Regions from separate parts of the Homo sapiens genome. Here regions 2, 3, 4 and 5 are each linked to region 1. Evidence: chromatin contacts called from ENCODE Hi-C data. All regions are on one chromosome and are shown on one strand. Each heading gives the region's core, a stretch centred on a gene start or an enhancer-like site at or near the end of the contact. The rest is flanking DNA. Distances are from core to core; before and after follow the strand shown.

Region 1 (5,209 bases), core at 1,440-3,939:
CATGGGAAAATTGTCTTCCGCGAAACCAGTCCCTGGTGCCAAAAAGGTTGGGGATCTCTGGACAGGACAGAAAAAGAATGGCAGTAGGAGAGGGTAGGACATCTGAAACAGTAACCGAATAAAAAAGATGATCTGTCTGTCTACTTCAGGAGGTCAGGTGTATGAACACAAGTAGTCCCTAGTTAATATGCTGCCGTCCTGTTTCCTTAGAGCAGGATCCAATTTTGTTTAAGAGGTGTCAGTGTTGCAGCAGTTATGGAATCATACACAGGCATTAAAAGTTCATGTTGATAATGTGTTGGGAAGTGATTGTGAGTCATAACTTTTTCTTCCCATACATACCTTAGCTAGGAGGTGTCCTAGACTTGTAGCGGACTAAAGGGTGTGCCTGAAAGGTGTGCCTTTATTTCCTATCTGTATCATGTAATTTTATATGGTGCTGACATTTTAAGCCTTCTGATCTTGGTTCAAAGATGTTTATCCTATACCTAGTAAAAAGTTATTCCAAATAAAGGTGGGAACTTCATTTTTTTCTAATATGTAGGAGAGAATGTCTTGGCCTTGGAAATGAGCATCCCTGGACATGGTTTCCTGGTCTTTCTGAAGCAGGCCCTCTTCACCCACAGGTCTTGGCATCGCTCCCTGTGTGCCATCTGGCCAGGGACCAACTTCCCAAATCTGCCTTAGCAACTAGCTCTGCCCGTGCTCAGGAGGCTGTTTCCAACAACCCCTTCCTGAGATTACAGTGACCTCTCAGAGCTCATAATTTTATGTTCTCTGAAAATTTTAGGCTTTATTGAGGGCAAGGACAATTTTCAAATACACTCCCTCCCCACCTAATTACCCACCACAAAGTCTGGCATATAAATAAAAGGAGTACAGAAAATATCTTTATTGAATGAATTGTCTAATTGCCACCCAGTATCCTGGGGTTGGAAATTGGGCAGCAGAATCTCAGTGCCAGTGGCAGCCTCCCTATCTTGGTGGGACACACCCTGCGTCTGCTCCTTTTGCTAGGCCTCCACAGAGGTATCTAGTGTGTGTTTCTATTCCGTGCAGTCCACATCAAAGTCACGCTGCAGCACAATCAGTCTCTTACTCAAAATTGATTTTCAAGTTTGAGCTTTAATCTAATCCTTGTCTCCAAAACATTTCTTTTGGCTTCATCTCCCAGCTCCCTAAACTTTTTTTTTTGTTTTTGTTTTCTTTGTGTGTGTGTGTGTGTGTGTGTGTGTGTGTGTGTATTTTAAACCTTTTATTGGACCCGTGGTCCAATTGAGGAAATAGGAAAAACCTGATACTGAAGGACTTTGGAAATAAAACAGGAAACATGAAGGGTGAGAAATTTATTCAGATTTCTTCATAATTCCCCCCAAAAGCTCCAACCACGTTGCCAGTCCTTGGGTGCTGCAGTTGGTCGGGGAGAGGGGCTGTGTGGAGGTCACCTTCTGGTAGACGGAGACCCGCTTTTCAGACTCTGTGGCGCAGCAGGCGGGCCAGGAACATTTGGGCCACTATTGCTCTTAGCCCTGCCGCGCCTGACTTTCTCTCCTCTACTTTCCTTCCGACCGTAGGGACAAGTGTGGGGATCCGCTTTGGGCTCCAAGGCCCTGCCCGCACTGGCAGCACCAAGCGGGTGTAGAATGACTGGAAGGAGCAGGGAAGGAAGATGGGTGTCAACTGTCCCGGCCAGTGGCTGCGTGCATGTGTGTGTGAACAGGGAAAAGGCCACCCTCTCCCATGTTTCTCCCGTCTCCTCGGTTCTCCTCGGAGACCCGCAGGGCTGCCCGAGGTAGCTCCGAGTTGCCCTGGGTCGCTGGGGCTTGGTCCGCATCCTCCTCCGCTAGTCCGCTCCCGCGTTCCACAGCGCCCCGCCGCTCGGTGTGCACGCCTGGGTGGGACACAGTAACAGCCCCTAAGCCGCCAACGCAAAAGCAAAAACAACCGTACACCGCATCGCAGTCGTAGCTCTTCTCCGCAAGGTAAGTTGTTTATTCGTCGCCGTTTTGGCGATCCTCCCTGGACAGCTGCGGCAGCGACGGCAGCTGCGCCGCGGGCGCCGAGCTCCCAGCCTCTTCCTTCCTCCGCCCTCTCAGGGCTGCCTCTCACCCCCACCCTCTTCCCTCCTATCCCCGCCTTCTCTCTTCTTGCCCTCTTGTGGGCCACGCACACACCCGGAGACACCCTCTGCACTTGGCTACTCACACTGCGGCTTAACCCAGCCGACAAGGCACGCTTGCCAAAGAGGCGCGGGTGTGTGTGTGCGGGGTCCGCGTTCGGAGGCCAAAGGAGGGTGGCGTGGTAGAGCCCTTCTCCTCCTGGCCGCGACGCCTTGCCCACTCTCCTGCCCTAATCTCGGCCTGCCAGCAAAAGTGACACCTGAGCAGGGACTGGTCCGTAGAGGCGGCAGGCCCGCTGGTCCGGCAGCTGGAAGAAAACAGAGCAAGGGGCGGGGACAATGAGGAGGAGCGGGAGGCGGGACAAGCGGGGAGGCCGCCACCTGGCACTGAGTGATGCGCCCTCTAGCCAATGAACGCGAGGAACTCCGGCGTCGGGGCGGGAGGTCGGGGGCGGGCTCAGTGGGGAGGAGGAGGCTGCAGGCGCGCAAGAGGCGGGGGCCGGGAGGAGGAAGGGGAGGAGGCGGAGGCGGGCGCGGTGTTGGCGGCGGCGGCGGCGGCGGAGGGGGGTAGGTTGTGCCCGGGACTGTGTCTGCCGAGCTCGGCGGCTGTGCCTTGGTGAGTGGAGGAGCGGCGCGGGGAGGCAGAGGCGAGCGCGGGCGATCGCGGCGGCGGGACGTCTCCGGCGGCCGCGGCACCAGCGGCGGCGCTCTGTGTGGAGAAGCAGGGGCAGCGGCAGCAGCAACAGCGGCAGCGGCAGCAGCAGCGGCAGCAGCGGCGGCCGCCTCTCCGCCGCCGGGGACGCCAAGGTGCGGCTGGTGGCACTGACATCGGCGGCCCTGCCTCTCCTCCCTCGCCCCCGGCCTTCCCCATGTGATCGGTCTTAATCCTGGCCGTGTGTGCGCGCGTGGGGCTCCATTCCGCGGTGCTGGGTCTCCGTGCCGGGGTGGGTGCTCGTGTGTGCGCTTCTCCTCCCCATCCCCCTTCCCCCAAGAATAAAAGAAGAACCGGGAGGCGTGCTCAGAAAATAAATAAATAACCACCACACACGCGCAGCCCGGAGCGAGTCGGCGGGGCTGGCGGCAGCGGCGGAGGAGGAGTGAAGGCGGCGGCGGCGGAGGAGGGACGCGCGGAAAAGGCAGCAACTTTAAAGCCAGCTCAGAGCCTAGACCTCCAGCCGAGCGGTTTGCAGCGCGGCGGCGGCGGCGGCGGCGGCGGCGTTGAGTGTCTGGCCCGCCGGTCCGGTCGGGGTGTGCAGTCGGACGGACGAGCAGCGCGTCGCTGTCCTCCGGCAGCTGGAGATGTCCGAGCCCAAGGCAATTGATCCCAAGTTGTCGACGACCGACAGGGTGGTGAAAGGTAAGCGGAGCGCCGCGGTGGCCTGGGTGCACCGTGTGCCGCAGGCGCCAGGGCAGCTTGCCTCGCCTCGCCTTTCCTCCCCTCCCCCGCCCCAGGTTCTCCTCTGTCCGCTCCAGCCGCGGACCTTCTAGGATATTGTGCAACCCGCGAACCCCGCGAACCCCCCGCCCCCGCGGCGCCCTTCCCCCACGCGTCCCACCCAGCCTCACTTGGGGCATTTTTATTGACGGGGGCGTCAGTTGGCAAATGGCTGAGCCGCGGGGAGGTGGCGGCGGGGGTGGCGGTGGTGGGAGGGGGCGCCCGGGGGGTGGTTGCTGGTAGGGTGTAGCTGCTGTGACAGAAATAGGAAGTGGGTGGCTCTGCTCACAGGCTTGCATGGGATCGGGTTTATGGTTTTCTTCTGCAGAGGGAGGGGTGATTGATGGCTTTTTAAAAATTAATACGGCATTTTTATGTGGCCGTGGCTTTCCACCGACTGCCTCACTTGGGCAGGGTTGTCTTGGAGCTCCATTGCAGCAATTCCCTCCGCGCCCCCCTCCCCCTCCCCCTCCCCCTGGAAGGGCCTGCACAGGACTCGCGAGAGAGCGGGAGAGCGTGGGGGGAGCCCGGCGCTTCCTTCCGCGCGGGGCGGGGGCGGGGGCGGTCGCTGGCTGGAGGGTGGCCGCGGGGGGCGCGGGAGGCGGGGAACGACCTGAGAGCACCAGCCGTTGCCGCCCCGGGATTTCCCCCGCACGCCCCGGGGAGAGACACGAAAACCACTTCTCCAGCCTCTCTTGCCATCCCCGGCTGTCCCCCGCCGACCTGTCATTGCTCTTAAAGGGTTCTCCACTCGTGCACACCTCCCAAGTGATAACCTCATTCCGCCTGCTTCCTCCGTGCCCTGGCATCCTTTTTGTAACGGGCTGTTGGATTCCTATTATTGCCTCCTCTTCGCCGCCTACGGGATGATAAACTCCTGGCAAGGATGCACTGAGGTTGCTGGCAAAGAGAAACTGGGATGTGCGGAGTGAGGAAGGGGACAGGCTGTGGTTGATCACTCTGTCGCACGGGAATCTATCGGCCTCCTTGTATTCCTAGGTGTAGTGGGGGAGGAACCATCCTATGAATCCTGGAAGGCTGAGGCAACAGAGCAGAACCACTTGGATTAAGTAGTATCTCACATTCCTGGGGGTCAGGACACCAAGCAAAGCAGAGATGGGCATGAGCTGTGCGGGGAGCGGGCCTCTGAAATTGGAAACAGCACTGGCTGGTGTAATGTGTGTGTGTTGTGTGTAGAACAGAGATGGTATCTAATGTGGCCAGAGCATGCAACTAGAGTGCAAGGCAATCAAGTCGTTTGCACCATGAGCACTTAAAAGTGAAGTAACCCAGCAGCCCAAAGACCATGATACACAAGTCCCTCTGGGGTTTCAGAAATGATTCTTTCTCCTTAGAGGTTTACTCAGTTTTTAAAGTAATTTTTCTGTGTGAGTGGTGGTGGTGATGGGGGAAATTACGTTCCCTTTTTTCAGAAAGAACAAAATATCTTCTTTTGTTTTGGTTTTACTGGAATCATTCCTGCTTCAGCTTCGGTGCAGGATTCATATACCCATGAAAATAATGAGGAAATAGCTCTGCAAAAATGATTCGAAATAGGGCTGCAGAGAGATGCACAGCTATTTTATTTTTCCTGCAGGCATGGATTTTCATGGAAACAGTCCATTCACATTTATTTGAGAGAGCTGTGTTTTGCA
Region 2 (5,209 bases), core at 859-3,358, 2.7 Mb after region 1:
AGGACTTTTAGGGCAGTGAAAATACTCTGTATGATACTATGATACTATGAGGGTGGGTTCATGTTATTCTATATTTGTCCAACCCTATAGAATATACAGCCCCAAGAGTGAACCCTAATGTAAACTATGGACTTTGGGTGATAATGATCTGGCAATGTAGGTTCACTATTTGTAGCAAATGTGCTACTTTGGTTGGGGATGTTGACAATGGGGGAGGGTGTGGGGTCGGGTATATGGGATATCCACTGATTTTTATTTCAAAGATAAATCCACTTAGAGATCAACTCAGTCATCAATTGCATCTAATTTCTGGTCCTTTTGAAATGTGTCACATCAGCTTAGGACAGACCTTTCTTCTGACTCATCCAGTATTCCTGCAGCGACTGTTCTATTTATATACAGAATTACAACATAGCTCCAATAGGCTTAGGTAAAGCTTGTCAGTACCTTCCTGTTAACAAGGAAATCTGCTGCTGAAAGACCTTACTTTTGAAGTCTACCAGATTGGTGGTAGTATGGCCTGTGTTTTGAGTGGGTAGAGAGCACTTTTGAGGGAGTGAGGATTATTTCATCCAAAGGGCTGAAGCTACTGTTATCCCGTGTCATAGCTTCTGAGGTACTGAATGAGTAGGATCTCCTGGCCCTCCCATCTCTGTGGGTACCTCGTTCATACTTGCGACCTCAATATAGCCTCAATCCTGCTGAAGCCCAGTACTATCTCTAAATGTGGTTTATTGCAGGAAAAAGTAGCTTCTTGACTAGCCAAAACTTGACTGCCGGTTGTCAACTAGCCAGTTTTTGAGAAAAGTGAGAGGTTGTTACGTAGGAAACCTTATAACTAGAGGCTCTCAAACTCAAGTATTTAAGTATCATCTTTTAGATTTCTGTGTCCAGGATCGGGTTGCACTGGGTGGTGCTGGAAAAATTTTTTGATCTCACCTCCTTCTAGCCTTTTGAATCCTTAAAAATATTCCCATAGACATTTATACACAGTCCTGGGCGGTTCTTCCTTCTCCTTCCGTGAAATACTGGTACCTGCTTTGCCAACACCTATGAAAGTGCTCCAGGAGGAGGGCGGATAAGCAACTAATGAGCACACCTGCTCAGGTAGGGTTCTAAAACAATTTCCAGCCACCTGTTCTATTCTTCCCCAGAGTTCAAAAGCTTAATGGTTCGTGATCCAAAAACCCAATTCAGATTCCCCAGAAGACCTCCCTGGAATCCGTTGTGGATTCCTTCCTAGAGTTAGGAGGCAAGCAGGTTTCTTAGGCACTATTCTGTCGGGGTAGGGGGGAGCGTGCGCTGTCCGGGTTTGTGTGGTTGCAATAGACCCTAGGGCGAGGATCGCATCCCGGGCCAGGACTCCCTTGAGCCATCTCTTTTTCCTCGTCCCCATTTCTAGGATAAAACCCATTTCTCCGGTAGGTGGGGAGGTTGGGTTAGAGTCACACAGGGATTCAGGAAGCTTTCCTTTTCAACGTCCCATCCCTTCATCCTTTCCTCCCACTTCCCGTGGCTCTTTTCTCCACCTTCCCCAACTACCCCCTTTTCCATTCAGCGAAGTCCACGACGACTTTCCTTCCCTGTCCAGTGGCATCGCATCTTCTCTAGCCACATAAGCCTGTTGTGGAGGAGGGGGCGCCAGTGTGGCTACCCTGGAAGGGGTGTCGGGGGTGGCTCGCAGGTCCTCACTCACCCAGCCCTCTCCCCGAGGAGCGACCCTCTCGCCCGCGTCCCTCCAGAGCTGCGCCGCTCATCAATCCCGGTCACTCTGCCAGCCTGCTCCCCGGGCGCCCTTCCTTCTCCCTCTCGCCTGCGGTCCTCCACCCTCCCACCCCCTACCTACCCCGCAGCGACGTTCGGGGTCAGCGGCGCTTGGGGTTGGCCCGAGAAGGGGCGGGGATAAAGCGAGCGGTGGAAGGAGGCGGCTACGTGGTGCCACCGCCGCCCGGGAGCGCCCGACCCCGTGCGCGCGCGCGCCTAGCCAAGGCTTGGGCGGCGGGCGGAGCTGCGGGCGGCGCGGGCGGAGGAGCAGCCGGCCGGGCGGGCGGAGCGAGAGGCGGGCGGAGCGAGGGGTGGGAGGGCGCGCGCGAACGGGCGGGCGAGCAAGCGAGCGGCGTCTCCACCAGCATCTGCCGCGGCCGCCTTTGCCCGAAGCCCGGGGACGAACCGACGGACCGACCGCCTGGCGCACGGACGCGGGCGCTCGCTTTGTGTTCGGGGCTAGCGTCGGCGAGGCTTGAGCTTGCAGCGCGCGGCTTCCCTGCTTTCTCGCGGCCACCCCGGCTCCGGCGGCCTCGGCGCGCGAGGGGCTGGAGGTGCGGGAGCCGCTCTCCGCCGGTCGGTCCCCGCGCGGCTGAGCCCAGGCCGCCAGCGCCGCGGCCCCGTGCGGTGTCCCTGAGCTCCTGCTCCCCGCCGGGCTGCTCCGAGCAACGGTGCTTCGGAGCTCCAAACTCGGGCTGCCGGGGCAAGTGTCTTCATGAACCCAGAGGATGTCCGGGAAGCACTACAAGGGTCCTGAAGTCAGTTGTTGCATCAAATACTTCATATTTGGCTTCAATGTCATATTTTGGGTAAGTTGGAGCGCTCCTGGGATTCCAACTATTGTGGCCGATCGATTCGCGACGATTTCCCCCACGTTGTTCGTTGCCTTTACTTTTCGCAGCCCCGCAGGCGCTTGCCGGAGCAGCATAGAGGCATTCGCCTTCCGCCTTTCCAGCTTGCGCGTTGGAGAGATAAACATTTAATCCTTTCGAGGAATGGGAAGAGGTGAAAAGAGAAATCGAGGCGGAAAGGGGGCACCGAGGCCTTCTGGTGGCTTTTTGAGGAACGAATAGCAGGGATGCAGATAAAAGAAAGGGTTCGGCAGTTTGAGAAATGAGCAACCACACGAATTGGATTTGCTCTCGGTGGGATATAGATGTTGGGCAGAGCGTGGTGTCATAATAGGGAAGGCTAATCGGGCACGGCCGACCCTGAGGTCCACCTTCTAACAACGATCTGATTGGACGAGGGCTTGGCTCCGTGTTGCCGCGGCTGGTCTGTGCCATGCTCAGCGTGTATCTTCTTGCACCATCTCGGGCTTTGTGTAGGATGCAGATGCCGTGGTATATGGTCCTGTAATTGCACGTAAATAACGTTTCCTGCACGCTCTCCTCTTCAGCTGGAAAGCGCTCCCTGTGCGTAATGGACTGGTCAGTGGGGGTGCGGGGTAGAGGGATTTATTTGTATGTATATATCATCGTCAGGATAATAAGTCACCGTCAACATATATTTCAGTGTGTTCCTGCCCCACGTCCTCATTTTTAAAGGAGTGACACAGAGCGGGCCGTTTGGGGGAACCTTTGTAGAAATGCAAAGGAGAAGGTGTGCGAGGCATGTTTTATTGGGGAACCGAGAGAGCAAATGCTTTAACACAAGATTCAAATGATGCTCTGCTTGGGACTGCAATGTGTTGGGAACCTATTGTAATTAGGCTGGGACGCCTACTCTTTTTGTTTGTTTGTTTGTTTTGATTCTTTTCCTTGATCTGGCAAACGTGTTCAGCAGCCAGACAAAGAGTTCTCCAGGACAAGGGGAAAACGTTGGTTCAAAGACCATGTTATTTTTCTTCCCCTTCTCATCCCATCTCATCCTCTTCCTCAGTGGGCACCCGCATTTCCATAGAAAGTAAAGATGGTGGCTGTCTGGGTAGGGGGTTCTCTAAGTTGCTGTTCAGTGTGAGGTAAACAATGCTCCAACTGCAGGATCAATAATTATCCACAGCAGTCTGAACACGGAATGTATTTATTTGAATTCTCCTTTAATTTGGGCTGTTTGCTGTACGTATATACATCTGTGAGAATAGTTGTCAATACGGCTCTTCATATTCTTTTTTTGTACCGCACTCTTACCAGGTTATTTTATTTTCTGTTTTCTATTATAATACCTTGCATTGGTCATGTATGTTTTGTGAGGGGAAATGCAAGGGATTGGAGACCACTTTCCGTGTCAGCATGTCATCTGTCTTCAGGACTAATAAAGATAATGAGGGGACACATGAATGGATGTCATATCCGATCATTCCACAGGCAGTTTTTTGCCAGTGTTGTGCATGATTCCCGGGAGCAGTCACCCACCTCCCTGCAATTAAACACTGCTACAAGTACAGGAAGAAGGAATTATTTTCTTTCTTTGCCCCTTCTCCATTTGTGAAAATGTTTAAAAGTGGTGGGTAGCCACGGTTTTGAGTAAGATATTCTGATTTGATTGGAACTTGAAACTTTGTGACTTGGAGAGGCACGGACTACCGAACTGGGACTGGTTCTTTTTGGGGTAGTGAGTTCAGGCCTCTTGTTTCTACTTGAACATTTCTAAAAGTTGCACATTTTAGCTACCCAGCAACAAAAAGCACCCAGGGACTTTCTCTGCCGTTTCCTAGCAGGGGGTGGTAAGGAAATAAAAGGATTTGGGTCTGTTTCCCTGACAGTTTGCTGTAATTCTGTGGAGTGCATAGAGACAAATTTAGCCCTTTCTATGGATTAGGTTGCAGCAAAACCCCTGGAATTGTAGAGAGCTTCAAAGAATTGCAGAGTGCTTGCTTGGAGAGGTCCAGAACAGAGCCGCATGTTTTCTGATTGTGAAGGTCTTCATAGGTGGGTGGGTGAGTATGGGAAGCCTGAAAGGAGACCTAGGCTATGGGACTAAACTAGCTGCCCCAGGCAGAATTGTTAAGTGAGTGCCTTCCTTATGAGGGCCCTTCACTTACCCTGCCTCTTGCCTTCCCTTCCTCTCCTCTCTGTGCCCAAAGCCTTCCTCTCAGATACTCCCTCATACCTTTCCTATCCTGCTCTCTGCCTCAAAATTACCCCATATTTAAATTTCCTGCTTTATTGTACCATGGTCTCTAGTGATGATCAACAGAAAGGCAACCATATGGTTTTGGTTAAAGTAATTCAGACTAAGATGTTAGTGACTGAAAAGCTGGGGTCAGTAGCTTGGCAGCTTGCTTCTGAAAAGTTACACACCTCTGCTCTCTACAGAGTCACCAACCTGTCTGTGATTGCCAAAAACAGCAGACTCGGTGCTACTCCCATACAATTATGAAGAAGAGATTGCCAACAGCATGGTTTCCTAATTTTCATTTTCACACTGAACTGCTAGACTACATTTGACATACACTGGTGACATTCAAAGGTATAGTTCTGGTAAAATAAAATTGAACATATGG
Region 3 (5,209 bases), core at 1,182-3,681, 2.4 Mb after region 1:
CAGTGAGCCATAATCATGCCACTGCACTCCAGCCTGGGTAACAGAGCAACACCCTGAAAAGACAAAAAGAAAGGAAGGAAGGAAGGAAGGAAGGAAGGAAGGAAGGAAGAGAGAGAGAGAGAGAGAATGGGAGGGGAGGGGAGGGAGGGGAGGGGAGGACAGGGGAGGGGAGGGGAAGAGAAGGGAAGGGAAGGGAGGGGAAGGGTAGGGAAGGGAGAGGAAGGGTGGGGAAGGGTGGGGAAGGGGAAAATAGGACATCTATGCTGTCTTTTTCTCTTCAAAGAAGGTAACCTGACACCACTTCTAACCAGCAGAAAATAACAACGCGGTCAACAGAATTATTTTGGATAGTCTAAGTAACAGTAGATAGTCTCTGTAAGTAGAAATCCACTTATCCGTTTATTATCATTTTTTTTTTTTTTTTGGAAATGGAGTCTCACTGTGTCGCCCAGACTGGAGTGCAGTGGCGGGATCTTGGCTCACTGCAACCTCCACCTCCCAGGTTCAAGTGATTCTCCTGCCTCAGCCTCCTGAGTAGCTGAGACTACAGGCAGGTGCCACTATGCCTGGCTAATTTTTGTATTTTTAGTAGAGACAGGGTTTCACCATGTTGGTCAGGCTGGTCTCGAACTCCTGACCTCAGGTGATCCGCCCGCCTTGGCCTCCCAAAGGGCTGTGATTACAGGCGTGGGCCACTGCGCCTGGCCTGTTAATTCTATCTACTTTAAAACCTAGTAGAGCTAAGCCCACTAGACAAAAGCTTTCATTAATCACTTCTGATATTCAGGTAAACCAAAACATATGAACAGGCAATGGCTTTGAGTTCTCATACAGCCTCAATTATGTGTTAGTCAACTCAAGCATCCATTATGTACTCAATAATAGGTATGACACAGCTCTGGACCTCATTAACACTATAAGCAGACAGGCACAGGCAGCCTGCATACACTCCTTTTCCTGGTGTCAACATTATTTAAAAGCATGGGAAATAGTAATGAGACAGTGTCTTCTTCATTAGAACCTTAGGAGTCTACTAGATTTCTTCATCTCTATTTGTTGTTATTAGTAGCCAAACTGTGCAAAAAACACGGTCTTGAGAAATGACAGCACAGTATCTTAGAGGGAAAGGAAATGTAGGATGCCAGTGTGGGGACAAATTTCTGATTGCCAGTGATTGTTGTGAGCATAACAATAATTTCATGAACATTAAAGCCTCTATTGAGGGCAGCTGCAGTTGTAAAGGAAAAAAAATGGTCCTGAACATTTAAAACTACACTGGTGTACATCATAATCAAACAAAGTAAACAGAAAAAAATTTAAACTTTGCTAAAAAAAAAAAGCAGAAGCACTTGATCTTTAGGAAGGCACGCAGTTGCTTATTATGAATCATTTCTAGAGTCCGATGCATTTTCAAAGCCGGTTACAGTCATTACGAAGCACACCCTTGTGAGGTAAGTGTATCATCACCTTTGGTTCATAAATAAAAAAGCTGAGACGCCGAGCGATTAAGTCACTCGCCTAAGGAGAATGAGTCAACGTCAAGAGTCATAGTTGACCCGGCCTAAAGACTCCAGACCATCAGTCCAGGGCTTAGTCAGCGGGGCCCGGAGTGGCTTCCCTGGCTGGCATCTGGACTTAGGCTATTTCCGTGCACGTAAAAGCGGAATATTGGAACGGTTGCACAGAACTTCCAAATAATTTTTACCGCCACGCAAGATTTAGCCCTGAGGTCTTAATCTCAGGATTTGGGACAGTAAAAGCTGTCGTCCCTCCCCCTCGTCCAGCCGGTGGCAAGCGGGTACTGCGGGCGGTTCCGTCCGTCCCCTTTCGCAGAAATGGCAACGAATGACCACCAGCATTAGCTGAGCCAGGGGACGTGGGAGGGTTGATTGCCTAAACGACTCTGCATCGCCGCCTCTTTTTGAAACTAAGAGAAAATGGTGGGAGATCAAAAGAAAACTAAATAAACACACAGGCAACTTGTCCTGGGACCTCAACTAAGCAAATGAAGCCTTATTGTGTGTGCTGAGCCTGCAGTTCCCAACCTTCCGGGGAAGATGGGAGGACAGGGCGACAAAGGGCACAGTAGGCTTGCCTGGCAGTAAGTGTGACCGCAGCTATCCAGGCGGAAGAGCAGAGGACTGAAACCACCCTCCAGCAAGCGAGTGTCCGCCGCGTTGAGAACCGCGCACCCTACCCATCGGCCACGTGACCAGTCCTTTTTAAAAAAAATTTCTTTACCTTAAAAAAAAAAAAAAAAAAAAGGTGGGGGAGAGACTCCACTTCCCAGAAGCCTCTCGTTACTCACGCAGCCGCAGTCTTGCGCAGGTGCCGCCAGGGCCAAACGGACATATCCGTCACGTGGCCAGAAGCTGGCCAATCCGGTTTGAATCTCATTTTTTTCCTCTTACCCCCCCTTCTGGAGCGGTTGTGCGATCAGATCGATCTAAGATGGCGACTGTCGAACCGGTGAGTATTGCCTTTGGCCCCCACCCCCACGGGTCCCCGCGCTCCGTCTTCCTTCTGACTGGGGGACTCCGCGGGACGGCGTTCCCGGCGCGCACTGTACCCCTTGCCGCCCCTTCCCCTTCATGTTGGACCTGACCTCCCGCGGACAAGTGGGGACGTCCCGGAGGATGGCCGAGGCGGCGTGTAGCGCACACTTTCTGGTGGGGGCCCGAGAACTGGGGGAGCGGTGTGGGGGAGGGGCGGCGTGGCGCCTCCTGCGGAACCGCGAGGTGTCTACAGGGTGGAGGGTAGCTGGGGTTCTGGGCTGGGTATGCGAGGATGGTGTCTTCATGATAGGAAGGCGCAGGGCCGGCTCCCAGCGAGTACTGGGATCCGCAGGCAGGGTGGGCGGCGAGCCGGCCTGGAGTGAGATGGAGGAGGGAGCCCTGGAGCAGCCTTTCCCTCCCTGCAGAACCCCAGCTCCGGGGCTCGGGTGCGGGGCGCGCGCACGTCTTCCTTAGACCGGTGGACTGGGGAGCTGGTGGGCGAGTGTTGCCGGAGGGTGGGTTAGGCGGGAGTGGTGCCGCGGCACGCGCGGAGGAGCTTCGACCTCGCTTAGGGGAGTTGAGAGGGGCGAGCGTCTGTTAATCCAGCGCGCCGGAGAGTTGCCGGTGTTTGCGCCAGGGGAAGCGAGAAAGGTCTGGGGTGGGAAGGAACACTCGTGTGTCACGGTGAAGCTCTCCAAGTAGAATGAGGGATGGTGGTGGTGAGAAGGGGTATCACATTGTCCTCGCCCCTCCATGCTTGGGACTGGGCTGTCATGGAGGAGGGAAGGGGGAGGAGCGAGGCCTACAGATCGCTGTAGCCGGTCGGCTTGCCGGCCGGACCTGCTGCATTTCACACGCGCCCGTCTTCCATTCATTCATCCTTTCCGCGTAGTGCGCACGCCTCAGAGAATGCGAATGGGTCTCAATCCCTCTGTTCTTCCGAGTCTTTATCTCCTGGAAGATTTCTGAGACGCAGTTTATTGGAAATAGAAACTTTTAAATTTACTTTTCCATTTGACTTTTTTTTTCTCTTTATCTATGCTACAGACTTTCATTTCAATTTAGGCACCATTTTAAACTTAACTGAAGCAAGCTGGTCCCAGGGTAGGTTTGTAGTTAATCTTTAAGCAGAGGGTATATTTTTCATAATTTGGGTTTGCCAGGACTGGCTCACTGAAACTTCTGGGCCCTGTTGCCTTTTTAGAAACGACACAGCTAAGTGAAGATATCTTGTGTGCATAATGGGGTTTATTAGCAATCAGAAAACCTTTCACACTCTGGAACCAGCTCTAGACCTTGGTTGCCAGATACTTTTGTGTATCTTTTCATGGTAGCTTGTGGTTTTGCTAATGGTTTACCAGTTTGCTTTGACTTTTAAAGACTTTTTTTTTTTTTTTTTTTTTTTTTTTTTTTTGAGATGGAGTCTTGCTTTGTCGCCCAGGCTGGAGTGCAGTGGCGTGATCTCGGCTCACTGCAACCTCCGCCTCCGGGTTCAAGCGATTCTCCTGCTTCAGCCTCTTGAGTAGCTGGGATTACAGGTGCGCACAACCGTGCCTGGCTAATTTTTGTATTTTTAGTAGAGACGGGGTTCCACCATGTTGGCCAGGCTGGTCTGAAACTCCTGACCTCAAGTGATCCTCCCGCCTCAGCCTCCCAAAGTGCTGGGATTACAGGCGTGAGCCACAGCACCCGGCACTTTTAAAGACTTTTATAAAACTATTTCAAAAACTCTTATAGACTACACAAAGGCTTATTTTTCATTGCGTTGGTGTAAACTATCCTTACCTTGTCAAAATTCAAGGCAGCTTCTCTGCTTGCTTACTTGTTTTTTTATTGGCACCAGTTTTCATTTATGTTCCTGGGAATTAAATTGACTGAAAAACTCATAAGTTGTTGCTACAGTTAACTGACTTTAGGACATTAATATTACATAACACTAATGAAGAATAAGTATGTAAAATATACATTTTAAACCCCTTGACAGGTTCTGATGTCCACTTTTGTCTAGATCTGTTCCTACCCCACTACACTAGTGTCAGTAAAAAGCATTACATCTGGTAATAGGGGCAAGGCTACGAGACTGTAAACTATAAAACAATAAGGAGTTCTGTGAGGTTTCTGTCACATTTAGGTCCCTTGAGTTTTGCAGAGTTTATGCAGTTTTGTTTCAGCAGCACAGAGCGGAACTGCAAAGTGATGAAGGACTATATTTTGAGTTAGTAAATATTAATAGCTCCTGATATATCCAGGGTGTTGTACCAAGTGTTCTTTAGGATACAAAGTTATACAAGATGTGAGTCTTGTTGAATGTAAACCCTTAAGGAACTTAATTCCTAGGGATGTGGTTAGTGATACAGTATTTGTTCTGGTACAGACTTTGGGAGATTTGGATGTTATGTTTAAATTTGGGGAGTAGGGGAACCTAAAAACAAAGTGTGTGAAGCTGGAAACTAAAGTATTTTGAGAATATATGTAAAATAGTATCGAAGTGTTTAGTTTTAGTGAGAAATGAATTTTTTTTTTTTCGATACTGACTTTCACTCTTGTTGCCCAGGCTGGAGTGCAATGGCGCGATCTTGGCTCACCGCAACCTCCGCCTCCTGGGTTCAATCGATTCTCCTGCCTCAGCCTTCCGAGTAGCTGGGATTACAGGCATGTGCCACCACGCCCGGCTAATTTTGTACTTTTAGTAGAGATGGGGTTTCTCCATGTTG
Region 4 (5,209 bases), core at 1,683-4,182, 2.4 Mb after region 1:
TGGCCAGACAGCCAGGCCAGGGACCAGAGCAGTAGAAAGAAAGACCTCCTAGTGATCACAGAAGTGTTAAGGAAAATCCCTAATTTCTTCTTTTTGGTTTTTTGTTTTGTTTTGTTTTTGTTTTTTTCTTGAGACGGAGTCTTGCTCTGTTGCCCAGGATAGAGTGCAGTGGTGCAACCTCGGCTCACTGCAACCTCCACCACCCAGGTTCAAGTGATTCTTGTGTCTCAGCCTCCTGAGTAGCTGGGACTACAGGCGTGTGCCACCACGCCCAGCTAATTTTTGTATTTTTAGTAGAGACAGGGTTTTGACATGTTGCCCAGTCTGGTCTCAAACTCCTGACCTCAGGTGATCCACCCGCCTAGGCCTCCCAAAGTGCTGAGATTACAGGTGTGAGCCACCATGCCCAGCCAAGCCCATATTTCATCACAGATGTATAAAGCGCTTAGAATAAGTTACAGTGACTTGATCAAGGTCTCAAGCTGGGATTGGGGGAACAGCTGTGATTTCAGAAGACAGGTGACACTTCGGAAAGGAAAGAATGTAAACATAGCCTTTGGCTAGAGCAAGAGGCTCAGAAGAGGGGCCCTGAATGTGGGGCTGGAATCCTGAAAGCAATGAGGGATACGCATAATCAGACTGCGGGAAAAATAACTTCTGTACAAAAGGTTTTGTTTGATAGGGTTTTTTGTGGGCGTTTGTTTGCAAGGGGAGGAATTACAGTAGAGAAATAAATTAAGAGAGTATGACAACTGATTTGGTGGGAAATTTTAAAAGCTGACCATAGGAGGTGGTAACAGAAATGAAGAAAAAGAGACAGTTGGGACAGCCACTCTGGGAATATTTGAGTGCATGTCTAACAGTGATACCAGAAATATACCTGCAGAATCCAACATGTAAATACCTCCAATCCTAACACACGGAATAAACCCTAGATGTTTTGTTTTCACAAATTTGTCTAGCATTTTTCCACAAACCCCAGTGATTCACCTTCTTTCTACCTGTTTCATGAATGTGGTTTCACACTACCTTTTTAAAATCTTAACAGAAGATTGTAATACATATTAATTCAAAATGCCACCTACTTTTAAAGTTATTCTACTCAGATGGTACAACTGTCAAAAGCAAACACTGTTTCTTAATTTCAGGTCCCACACAGGCCACAACAAGATAGAATTTGGGAATTTTAAAGAATCTAAAGGACGTGTACTAGGTCTAACATGAGTAATGCTCAACATGTTAAACCTAGTACAGGTCCTTTAGATTGTTCGGTAATGCTATTTTTAGATCAAGCAACACTCCTCCACGTGCAAGTTTTTCCAAATTATACTAACAAGGTCAAGGATCATATCCTATCTAAAAACAAGACTGTATAACACAGCTAAGACCTTTTGCAATCGCTTATCTACAAATATTGTGACGTAAAGATTGTATTTATTTATATCTTTACGTTTTTATGTTTTATGTTGGAAAACACTTTTATTATTTGTATTGTGTTCATATATCTGCCTTCATTCTTATTCATATTTTTATTTATGGCAGAGTTAAATCGTACTAGAATCCTTTAAAAAATAAAGGACTTTACATTATAACAGCATTTCACGTTCCTTGGATAATCTGGGTCTCAGAAGAAGCTTGTGAAACTTACAAAGAAAGCTATAATCATCCCCTCTGTACAGTGTAACACTGGAACTCAGAAAGATTAAGTAACTTTACTAATTCAAGATCGCACAATAACTGGCAAGGGCAGGGCCCCAATCAGGCCTTCTCTTTATTCCGGCTCTCCTCCCCACAGGACGCTACCAATTTAATATTTGAATATTCATGTGCCTCTCTTCACTAAACCTGGACTGTAACTAAGAGCCATACTATTGCCGCCCAGCCCTCATCCTGGGTCTCGAAATGCAGCAGCAACACTAGTACTCTTCAGTAAACAGAAACACGAGCACACGCTTCAGTCTGGACCCCATTCAACGCTGGGTTTGCTCTACTGCACAAAACTTAAAATACACTACAGCATTCACGCCTAACCCTCAATGGAACTGTCCTTTTCACTCTGGGAAATTCAGTCACAGGTGACTCATCCCGTTAGCTTACAGTTTTGTAAATTAATAATTTTATATACCGAAAGAAAAGAATGAATTACACAGACCTCTCCCTTCCCCACCCCCAAAGTTGCTTAAGTGTCAAAGCACGGTAGTAAAGCACAAAGAAGTGGGGCTGGAGCTAGCTAGCGTTCCTCCTCTCTGCGACTCCGACGGTCCTCGGGCCACCCATCTCTCAGAGCCCGGCAGGTAGCTTCAGCCCCCCACCCCGCAGGGACCCGACGGACGGCCCGGCGCCTCCAGCGCCCAGACCCGAGCCCCGCCGGTGCTGCGGATGTGGAGGCTCGCGACGCTCGGGCTGCCCTCCTTCCCGGCGCCGCTACCTGCCTCCGGCAGCCCGCACACCTGGCGGCCCCCGCCCCAGCGCGGGGAACCGGCCCCAGAACGCGGAGGTCTAGCGCGGCCACGCGACCCCGCACAGCCCGCTTCCGCCCCAGCCCACATGGCCGCGGCGGGTGGCGCCCCCGCCCCCGCGTGAGCCCAGCGCGGTTCCCGAGGACCCAGGGACCCCAGGAGGCAGGAGGGGGCGGTGGCGACGCGGGTGGGGGGAGGAGGAAACGCGGCCGGGGGGAAGAGGAGGAGCGCGTCCCGACTCGCCGCAAGGGCGGGAGGAGCCAGCAGGGGAGAAGCGAGGAGGGGTCCCGCAGCGGCGGCATATCCGCGGGGCAGCGGGCGCCTACCTGCGAGCAGAAGTACGAGCCCTGGATGCCCAGCTTGATGCAAGTGGGACACTGGAGCTTGGCCTCACTGCTGCAGCCGTCTGTCTCGCACACCCGCGTCTCCACGGCCGCCATGCTGCCTGCCCGCTGGAAGAGCGCCTCACCGAGGAAGAGGCGGCGGCGGGAGGGAGGAACTGCCGGGCGGAGGGGAGGGGAGAGAGACCGAGTCGGGGGAGGAGCTGGGCCCGCCGCTGGCCTGGGCGCGGGAGGGGGAGGAGCCAGGGCCGGCCGGGACCACGCAGCGCGCCCCGCCCCGGCCCCGCCCCCGCCCCGCGCGCGCAGCTGGTGCCCCGCCCCGCCGGCTTCGCCCCGCCCCCCGCCGGCGGTGCCTGCGTGCCCAAGCCTCCCGGCGGCGCGCACATTGGGGCTGTAAGGGAGCTCGGCAGGGCCCCCCCATTCGGCGCCTTCGGGCGTCGGCCAGCAGAGAACGCGACCTGCCGGCGCCTGACGGTGAGGAGCCGCCCTCTCGCGGCGCACTCTCTGTGCCTACAGTCAGATAAGACAGTCGTCTTCACTGACGAACACCCAGGAGCCCTGATCATCCCCGACACCCGCAGGAGGCTAGAGAGGGCGCTGCGCTCCTCTGCGTTGGATTCCCCCGCCGCTCCTTGGAGAACAGTCCCTTGGGTTAAGTTCTGTTTCTCACTGACATTGTCGGGTCTGAGGCCTAAGGACCACCGCTCATTCACAGAAAGGAGAGCCATAGAGCTGTCAACGGGACGGTGGGCTGGGATTCACATCTGCCCTCCCTCCTGCCAGACTTTTTTTTTCCACACACCACCACCTCCCCTTCAAAACCGATAGTGCTAGTAATAGTAACACAACTGTCAGGTATTCAATACAAATAATTTTTTTGTATAATCCCAGTTGATTGCTTCAGCAGTAAATAGGGGAGAATTGTGCTGATCCTGAAATGTCAGAGTCGAAAGAAGCTGTAAAGGCCTTCCCCTGCGAACCTGTTGCTTCAATCTTTTCAGCTGTATTCCAGGTCGGTTGTGTTGTAACTCATGCTTGAGTGCCTCCTTGTCACTAGGGAAGAGCGAAAAACTAACATTTACTGATCACAAAAGGCTGTGAACTTTGTTATTGTATTTTTTTAACTTCTCCGTACTTAATACACCAGAAAAGCTCATACTACTTTTATTTTTAAGAACTTTGTTTTGGCTAGGAGCGGTGGCTGACGCCTGTAATCAATCCCAGCACTTTGAGAGGCCAGGGCATCCAGGGCACCAAGGCCAGCGGATTCTTTGAGGCCAGGAGTTCGAGACCAGGGTGGAAATATGGCAAAACCCCGTCTCTACAAAAACTAAAACTAAAAACTAAAAAATTAGCCGGGCATGGTGGCAGGCGCCTGTAGTCCCAGCTACTGAGGAGGCTGAGCTGGGAGGATCTGTTGAACCTGAGAAGTCAAGGATATGGTAAGCTATGATCCTGCCACTGCACTCCAGCCCAAACGGCAGAGCAAGACCATGTCTCAAAAAAAAAAAAACTTAGTTTTGCAATATAAGCAGTAAAAATGATGTAATAAAATCAAGTAATAGAAATGTTTACATGCATACATACATATACTTTTGTATACAAGAAAAAAATCAATAAGTATGTATGTATGTATAAAATATTTTTTAAATAAAAACTGCACCATACCATATAAAGTAATTTACTTACCTGATTTCTTCAGTTACTATGATGTCAACTTTTTGTTTGTCGTTTGGTTTTTCTTTGAGACAGCATCTCATCCTGTCAACCAGGCTGGAGTGCAGTGGTGCTCACAGTGAGAGGTGACAGCGAGGTGACAGCATGCTGGCAGCCCTCGCAGCCCTTGCTTGCTCTCGGTGCCTCCTGGCCTCAGCTCCCATTCTGGCCGTGCTTGAGGAGCCCTTCAGCCGCCGCTGCACCGTGGGAGCCCTTCTCTGGGCTGGCCGAGGCCAGAGACGGTTCCCTCAGCTTGTGGTAGGTGTGGTGGCAGAGGCACGGGTGGCAACTGCGGCTGCGTGCGTCGCTTGCGGGCCAGCTAGAGTTCCAGGTGGGCGTGGGCTTGGCGGCCCGCACTCAGAGCGGCCGGCCGGCCCCGCCGGCCTCGGGCAGTGAGGGGCTTAGCACCTGGGCCAGCAGCTGCGGAGGGTGCGCCGGGTCCCCCAGCAGTGCCGGCCCACCAGTGCTGTGCTGGATTTCTTGCCGGGGCTTACCTGCCTCCCCACGGGGCAGGGCTCAGGACCTGCAGCCCGCCATGCCTGAGCCTCCCCCGGCCCCACCGTGGGCTCCTGCCCACGTGGCCCAAGCCTCCCCACGAGGGCCACCCCCTGCTCCAGGGCACCCGGTCCCATGGACCACCCAAGGGCTCAGGAGTGTGGGCTTACAGCTCGGGACTGGCAGACAGCTCCACCT
Region 5 (5,209 bases), core at 878-3,377, 2.3 Mb after region 1:
TTTAGCTTTTTAGTTGTTGTTAGGATGGAGTGATGACTTCTAAATTCCTTACATGTCAGACCAGAAACCTAAAGTCTTGCCTATTATTGTTAAACAAGGCACTACAAAAATGCAAGTGTCTCTTTCCAGAAAATAGACAATATATCTGCAATAGGGAAAAGAAAACTCTCTGCCAAGTCTTTTTTTTTTCCCACTAGAAATTGCTTGCTGCATTCCAAGCAGAAGTATTGACATACACAAAGGCCTGGAATCAAGAAAAAGCATAGTCCCTTTAAGGAACTACGAATGTTCCTTAAATGTTGGTGTGAAATTTGGCAGGAGAGCAGGAAATAAGGATAGAGGTATATACAGAAGGAAGTAATTCAGAGCCTGAGTGGCCTAAAGAGTTTGGATTTTATCCATTTGTTCTCCCTTGAATATTTTTAAATAGAAGAATGGTATTTATTTATTTATTTATTTATTTATTTATAGCCTAACTCATTCAAAAATTATTGAAGGAAAATAGGAAATGGCATTGATTGATGTTACGTTTTGGAAAGATCACTAACAGGGCATTCCTTTTTAAGTATTAGATTCAAGGGCCTGGCATCAAAGAAATCAGATGGGAGGCTCTTTCAGTAATCCTGTAAGAAATTATGAAAGCCTGAACTAATACAGCAGCAGTGGGGAGAGAGAGGCACAAGACCAGAGAGATATTTAGGGCTTGGTGACAAACTGAATGCAGGGACCGAGGGAGAGGGAGAAGTTGTGACTCTCATGTTTCTGGCTAGGGTAAGTATGTGGAGAGTGTCAACACACAGAGGAAAGAGTCCCTATAAGGAGAAAATATTAATAGGAGTTTTAGGAGTTGCATTCGATTGTGAGATATCCTAATGGAGACAGAAATCCAGTAGGCAGTTACATGTCCAAGTCTGGAGTTTAGGGGAGCCATCCTGATTGGAGATAATAATCTGGTAGTCATCTTTCCATAAATAGACGTTAAAAGCCAAAGTGTGAGTGAGAGAGTGGAGTGAAAGGACGGAAAGACTTTGGACAATCTTACCATATGTACCCGGAAAAGAGCCAAGAAAAAGACTGAAAGACAGAAAAGAGCAGTGTGTCTGACAGAGCTATTTTAACAAAATTCAGCGTTTACAACAGAGTTTAAGAGTAAACTGGCAGGCCAGGTGCGGTGGCTCATGCCCGTAATCCCAGCACTTTGGGAGGCTGAGGTGGGTGAATCACTTGAGGTTAGGAGTTCAAGACCAGACTGGCATACATGGTGAGACCAACCCCCTGCCCCCACTCCCAATCTCTACTAAAAATACAAAATTGAGCCAGCGTGGTGGCGTGTGCCTGTGATCCCAACTACTCAGGAGGCTGAGGCACGAGAATCACTTGAACCTAGGAGGCGGAGGTTGCAGTGACCCGAGATCGCGCCACTGCACTCCAGCCTGGGCGACAGTGCGAGACTCCGTCTCAAACAAACAAAGAAAGAGTAAACCGACAAATACTACATTCTCTCTCTCTACACTCTGGCCCACTCTTAACACAAAAAACTGTCCAGGATCAGGAGACTTTTTGTTCTCCTCATCTCCTCCTTCCAAAGTTCTCTGCCCACGTTCTACTGTCTCCCCAAAATCCTACCTACCCTTCAGGAACTGCTGGAATGGGAGCTTGGGAAGTTTCAGCAAACTCCTCTCTCCTCCTTTGTGGCCCCTTTATTCCCAAAGCTGTGTCCTCTCCCTATGACGAGTCCCTTGAGGGGCTGTATCTTACTCCTTGTGTCTCCAAGCACACATAATGTGTATTAGGGGAGGAAGCATTCGCCAGTGGAGCACAAAGCTGTTGCAGGTCTCTTACTGGTTCTCAGGCGCTTTCAGTGAAATTCCCGTTCCCTCACCGTCCACATCTGTAATTTGCAAGTCTTATCTACGATAACTGCTGTAAAGTTACACGGGGAAGCCCTTTCCCGACAAAAAAAACGAGTTCTGCAACAAGTCCGTCGGATTTTAGCAATGAAACCGGCGCCGTGCAGCCTCGCCGGCGAGTGCACCCTGGAACGCACAACTTAGCGGCACGCACCACAGCTCGAGCACCGCCCTTCCGGTTGGAGCCATTGCAAGCCCCCCCCACGCCCCGCCCCCCTCGCTAGGCGCTCGCCACGCCCATGCCTCCGTCGCTGCGCGGCCCACCCCGGATGTCAGCCCCCCGCGCCGACCAGAATCCGTGAACATGGCGAACGAGGTAGGGCCCGTTGAGCGGAGGGCCCTGAGTCCAAGGGAGGGAGTGCATGGCATGGGACTAGGCTGCTATCCTCGGGGGCGCGCGAGGCTCGGCGCCCAAGACGGGATCTGGCTCTTGGTTCTGAAACTGGGCCCCCAGCGAGCGGCTCAGAGGGGCAGAAAGAGAAGGAAGCTTTGTCTCGGCTCTTCAGTTGGGAAGCAGCTTTCTTTGCTGCTTCTGGGACAGTCGGAACGGGGTGGGGGGGTGGGAGAGCCGGAGAGTGGGGGGCAGGGGCTGGTCAGGTCGGTATCCCAGTGGAAATGGCTTAGGAGCGGCCACGCATTGCTTCTTACACGAAATTAAGTAACTCGCTCTGGGTCATTCTTGCAGCTTGCATACTTGGCAGAGCTGCAGCCAGATCCCGTGCTTCTAACTCCTAGGTTGCTTGTGTTGCATAATTGAGCCTACGCCTTAATTATTGTGCCTCCAAGGAGTGTATTTTGGAAAGACCCCTACGTCCCTTTCAGAAACATTTTCGAGCACTTAAATACCAAGAGATTTATATTCCCTCTAGTCCTCACGTAACAAACACCTCTGCGAGGTGTTATCCCCATCTTACCAAAAACTGAGGTTTGAGGTTGGTTGTGCTTGGTCACACCAACGATGGCGAGCTGGGATTCCGACCCAGGTCTGCTCCTCTATGACAAATTCATAAAATACAAATTAGACAGTAAAGAAAGGCAGAAATTACGAATAACATACTCAGTCTAAAGTTGCTGATTATTTTAATGTTTTGCAATTTTGGACATTTTCTAGTAAGACAAATGGCCTTAAACATATTGGAGTTTGAAAGAAATAAACTCTAAACAGTCTTTCAGACTTAAACTGGTAGTTGCTTTTCCTTATTACTGAGTGTCTTTATTCAGAGAAGGTGAAAGATTATAATTGTTACTATAGTTCAAATGTTGAAGTAGGGCCATTTCCCGCGGATTTAGAGTGGGGCTTTGTTTTGCTTAGAATTGTCAGTAAAAGGAAAAGGTTAGGCTCCATTAAGACATTTTTTAAAGGGGAGCAGGCCATCAAATTTAGTATTCTTGTTTCTTTGGATTCCTATGTTGCATAACTTAATTGTTAGTATTCTGAATCTGACTTGTGGAGTTGAAATTTATGGCACATTGAAATGAAAAAGGTTCTAATGCAGTGTCTGATTCTTTGTACTATGAGATTTAATATCTGCAATTTAATTTTAAAAACGATCATTTCCACATTTCCAACCTCACCAATTTACAGAGGCCATTTCCCTCCCCCCCCCCTCCCCCGCCAGTTCAGACGGAGTTTCGCTCTTTGTTTCCCAGGCTGGAGTGCGATAGCGCGATCTTGGGTCACTGCAACCTTTGCCTCCCGGGTTCAAGCGATTCTCCTGTCTCAGCCTCCCGAGTAGCTGGGATTACCGGCGCCCGTCACCATGCTCGGTATTTTTGTATTTTTAGTAGAGACGGGGTTTCGCCATAGTGGCCAGGCTGGTCTCCAACTCCTGACCTCAGGTGATCCGCCCATCTCGGCCTCCCAAAGTGCTGGGATTACAGGCGTGAGCCCCTGCACCCGGCCTACAGAGGCCATTTTTTATATCTCTATGTAGTTCACCTCTCCTTTCCCTCAACCGTTTGTTCTGTTGCTACCAATAACTACTAACTTATTTTGCAAAGCTATGCTGTGCCAAGGATTGTGTTAGGGACTTCATATTCTTTTTTTTTTTTTTTTTTTTTTTTTGAGACGCAGTCTTGCTCTGTCACCCAGGCTGGAGTGCAGTGGCGCGATCTCGGCTCACTACAAGCTCCGCCTCCTGGGTTCACGCCGTTCTCCTGCCTCAGCCTCCCCGGTAGCTGTGACTACAGGCGACTGCCACCTCCCCTGGCTAATTTTTTGTATTTTTAGTAGAGACGGGGTTTCACCTAGCCAGGATGGTCTCGATCTCCTGACCTCGTGATCCGCCCGCCTCGGCCTCCCAAAGTGCTGGGATTACAGGCTTGAGCCACCGCGCCCGGCCAGGGACTTCATATTCTTTCTTATTCAGTTCTCACAATCACCCTATATGTAGGTGTTTTACCACCATTTATAATTACCTTTTCCTCATCCTTCAGTATCCTGGTTAGAAGTGAAGCTCTCCCAAACCAAGCAAAGTTACACTCTTAACCTACTTTTTTTGCTTTCTGTATTACTTTGTGCCTGTCTCTTTAAATCACACTCTTTGTAATTATTAACTTTAAAGTCTGTCTCCTGTAAACCCAGTGGCTTACAACCTTTAGTCTGTCCACACATTTCTCAAGTGTAATGTAAACTAATTAGAACCTTTCTCATTACGTGTGATTCTCTTGTAATGGAGGGTATACATGACTATAATCTCTAAAGCAGGTCTGTGTGCTATAATTAGTCACGTGTAATTTTAAATTTTCAGTAGCCTCATTAAAAAGGAAAAAGTGAAGTTTTAATATTTTAATTATGTTAAATTACATTATTTATAATGTTGTTATAAATAAACTACCATTTCAACATGTAAGCAGTATTTTTAAAAATACTGTTGATGAGATATTTTTACTTTTCTTTGAACTAAGTCTTCAAAGTCCAGCTATATTTATAGCATATCTCAGTTTTGTTTGTTTGTTTGTTTGTTTTGAGACGATGTCTCGCTCTGTTGCCCAGGCTGGAGTGCAGTGGCACAATCTCGGCTCACTGCAACCTCCACCTCCCGGGTTCAAGCCATTCTCCTGCCTCAGCCTCCTGAGTAGCTGGGACCACACAGATGCGCACCACCATGCCCAGCTAATTTTTGTATTTTTGTAGAGATGAGGTTTCACCATGCTGGCCAGGTTGGTCTTGAACTCCTGACTTCATGATCTGCCCACCTTGTCCTCCCAAAGTGCTGGGATTACAGGCGTGAGCAGCCAAGCCCGGCCAGTGGTCATTTTCTAAGAGCTCAGTAGTCATATTTGGCAAGTGGCTGCTG

The links. A loop is a pair of places that touch in the nucleus more often than their neighbours do. Pooled maps may share reads with other maps.
Region 2: a loop to region 1 is called in a map of CD8-positive, alpha-beta T cell, with 5 times the contacts of the local background. The contact joins the promoter of TSPAN5 here to the promoter of PPP3CA in region 1. A Hi-C loop is called at or near these places in 4 of 168 maps with a recorded cell type or tissue (CD4-positive, alpha-beta memory T cell, CD8-positive, alpha-beta T cell and naive thymus-derived CD4-positive, alpha-beta T cell) and 11 of 50 pooled maps.
Region 3: a map of CD8-positive, alpha-beta T cell shows a loop between it and region 1 (40-fold over the local background). The contact joins the promoter of EIF4E here to the promoter of PPP3CA in region 1. A Hi-C loop is called at or near these places in 2 of 168 maps with a recorded cell type or tissue (CD8-positive, alpha-beta T cell and naive thymus-derived CD4-positive, alpha-beta T cell), 4 of 37 single-sample maps with no recorded cell type and 15 of 50 pooled maps.
Region 4: a loop to region 1 is called in a map of B cell, with 26 times the contacts of the local background. The contact joins the promoter of METAP1 here to the promoter of PPP3CA in region 1. A Hi-C loop is called at or near these places in 4 of 168 maps with a recorded cell type or tissue (B cell, CD8-positive, alpha-beta T cell, naive thymus-derived CD4-positive, alpha-beta T cell and 1 more), 1 of 37 single-sample maps with no recorded cell type and 13 of 50 pooled maps.
Region 5: a loop to region 1 is called in a map of gastrocnemius medialis, with 23 times the contacts of the local background. The contact joins the promoter of ADH5 here to the promoter of PPP3CA in region 1. A Hi-C loop is called at or near these places in 4 of 168 maps with a recorded cell type or tissue (CD8-positive, alpha-beta T cell, ascending aorta, gastrocnemius medialis and 1 more) and 13 of 50 pooled maps.

What each region holds. Positions count from the first base shown.
Region 1 is chr4:101,345,006-101,350,214 of GRCh38, reverse strand. It overlaps PPP3CA (protein phosphatase 3 catalytic subunit alpha), which reads left to right and starts at 2,689. Exons shown (of 14, transcript NM_000944.5): 1 at 2,689-3,476. The coding sequence starts at 3,419. PPP3CA-DT (PPP3CA divergent transcript) reads right to left here and starts at 2,438. Exons shown (of 2, transcript NR_033874.1): 1 at 2,206-2,438; 2 at 1,332-1,891. RefSeq lists silencers at 2,454-3,063, 3,534-3,893, 3,914-4,303.
Region 2 is chr4:98,655,510-98,660,718 of GRCh38, reverse strand. TSPAN5 (tetraspanin 5) reads left to right here and starts at 2,108. Exons shown (of 8, transcript NM_005723.4): 1 at 2,108-2,573. The coding sequence starts at 2,493. TSPAN5-DT (TSPAN5 divergent transcript) reads right to left here and starts at 1,817. Exons shown (of 3, transcript NR_148380.1): 1 at 1,697-1,817. It overlaps LOC112267901 (a long non-coding RNA gene), which reads right to left and starts at 1,996. Exons shown (of 3, transcript XR_939016.3): 1 at 1,847-1,996. RefSeq lists silencers at 1,951-2,130, 2,384-2,543.
Region 3 is chr4:98,926,355-98,931,563 of GRCh38, reverse strand. EIF4E (eukaryotic translation initiation factor 4E) reads left to right here and starts at 2,431. Exons shown (of 7, transcript NM_001968.5): 1 at 2,431-2,469. The coding sequence starts at 2,452. RefSeq lists an enhancer at 838-2,037.
Region 4 is chr4:98,993,444-98,998,652 of GRCh38, reverse strand. It overlaps METAP1 (methionyl aminopeptidase 1), which reads right to left and starts at 2,932. Exons shown (of 11, transcript NM_015143.3): 1 at 2,786-2,932. The coding sequence starts at 2,899. MIR3684 (microRNA 3684) reads right to left here and starts at 1,266; the gene lies at 1,193-1,266. RefSeq lists enhancers at 1,737-2,519, 3,441-3,490 and silencers at 2,261-2,720, 2,881-3,200.
Region 5 is chr4:99,085,706-99,090,914 of GRCh38, reverse strand. ADH5 (alcohol dehydrogenase 5 (class III), chi polypeptide) reads left to right here and starts at 2,127. Exons shown (of 9, transcript NM_000671.4): 1 at 2,127-2,226. The coding sequence starts at 2,215. It overlaps LOC100507053 (a long non-coding RNA gene), which reads right to left and starts at 2,058. Exons shown (of 10, transcript NR_037884.1): 1 at 1,631-2,058. RefSeq lists a silencer at 2,095-2,144 and a promoter at 929-2,182.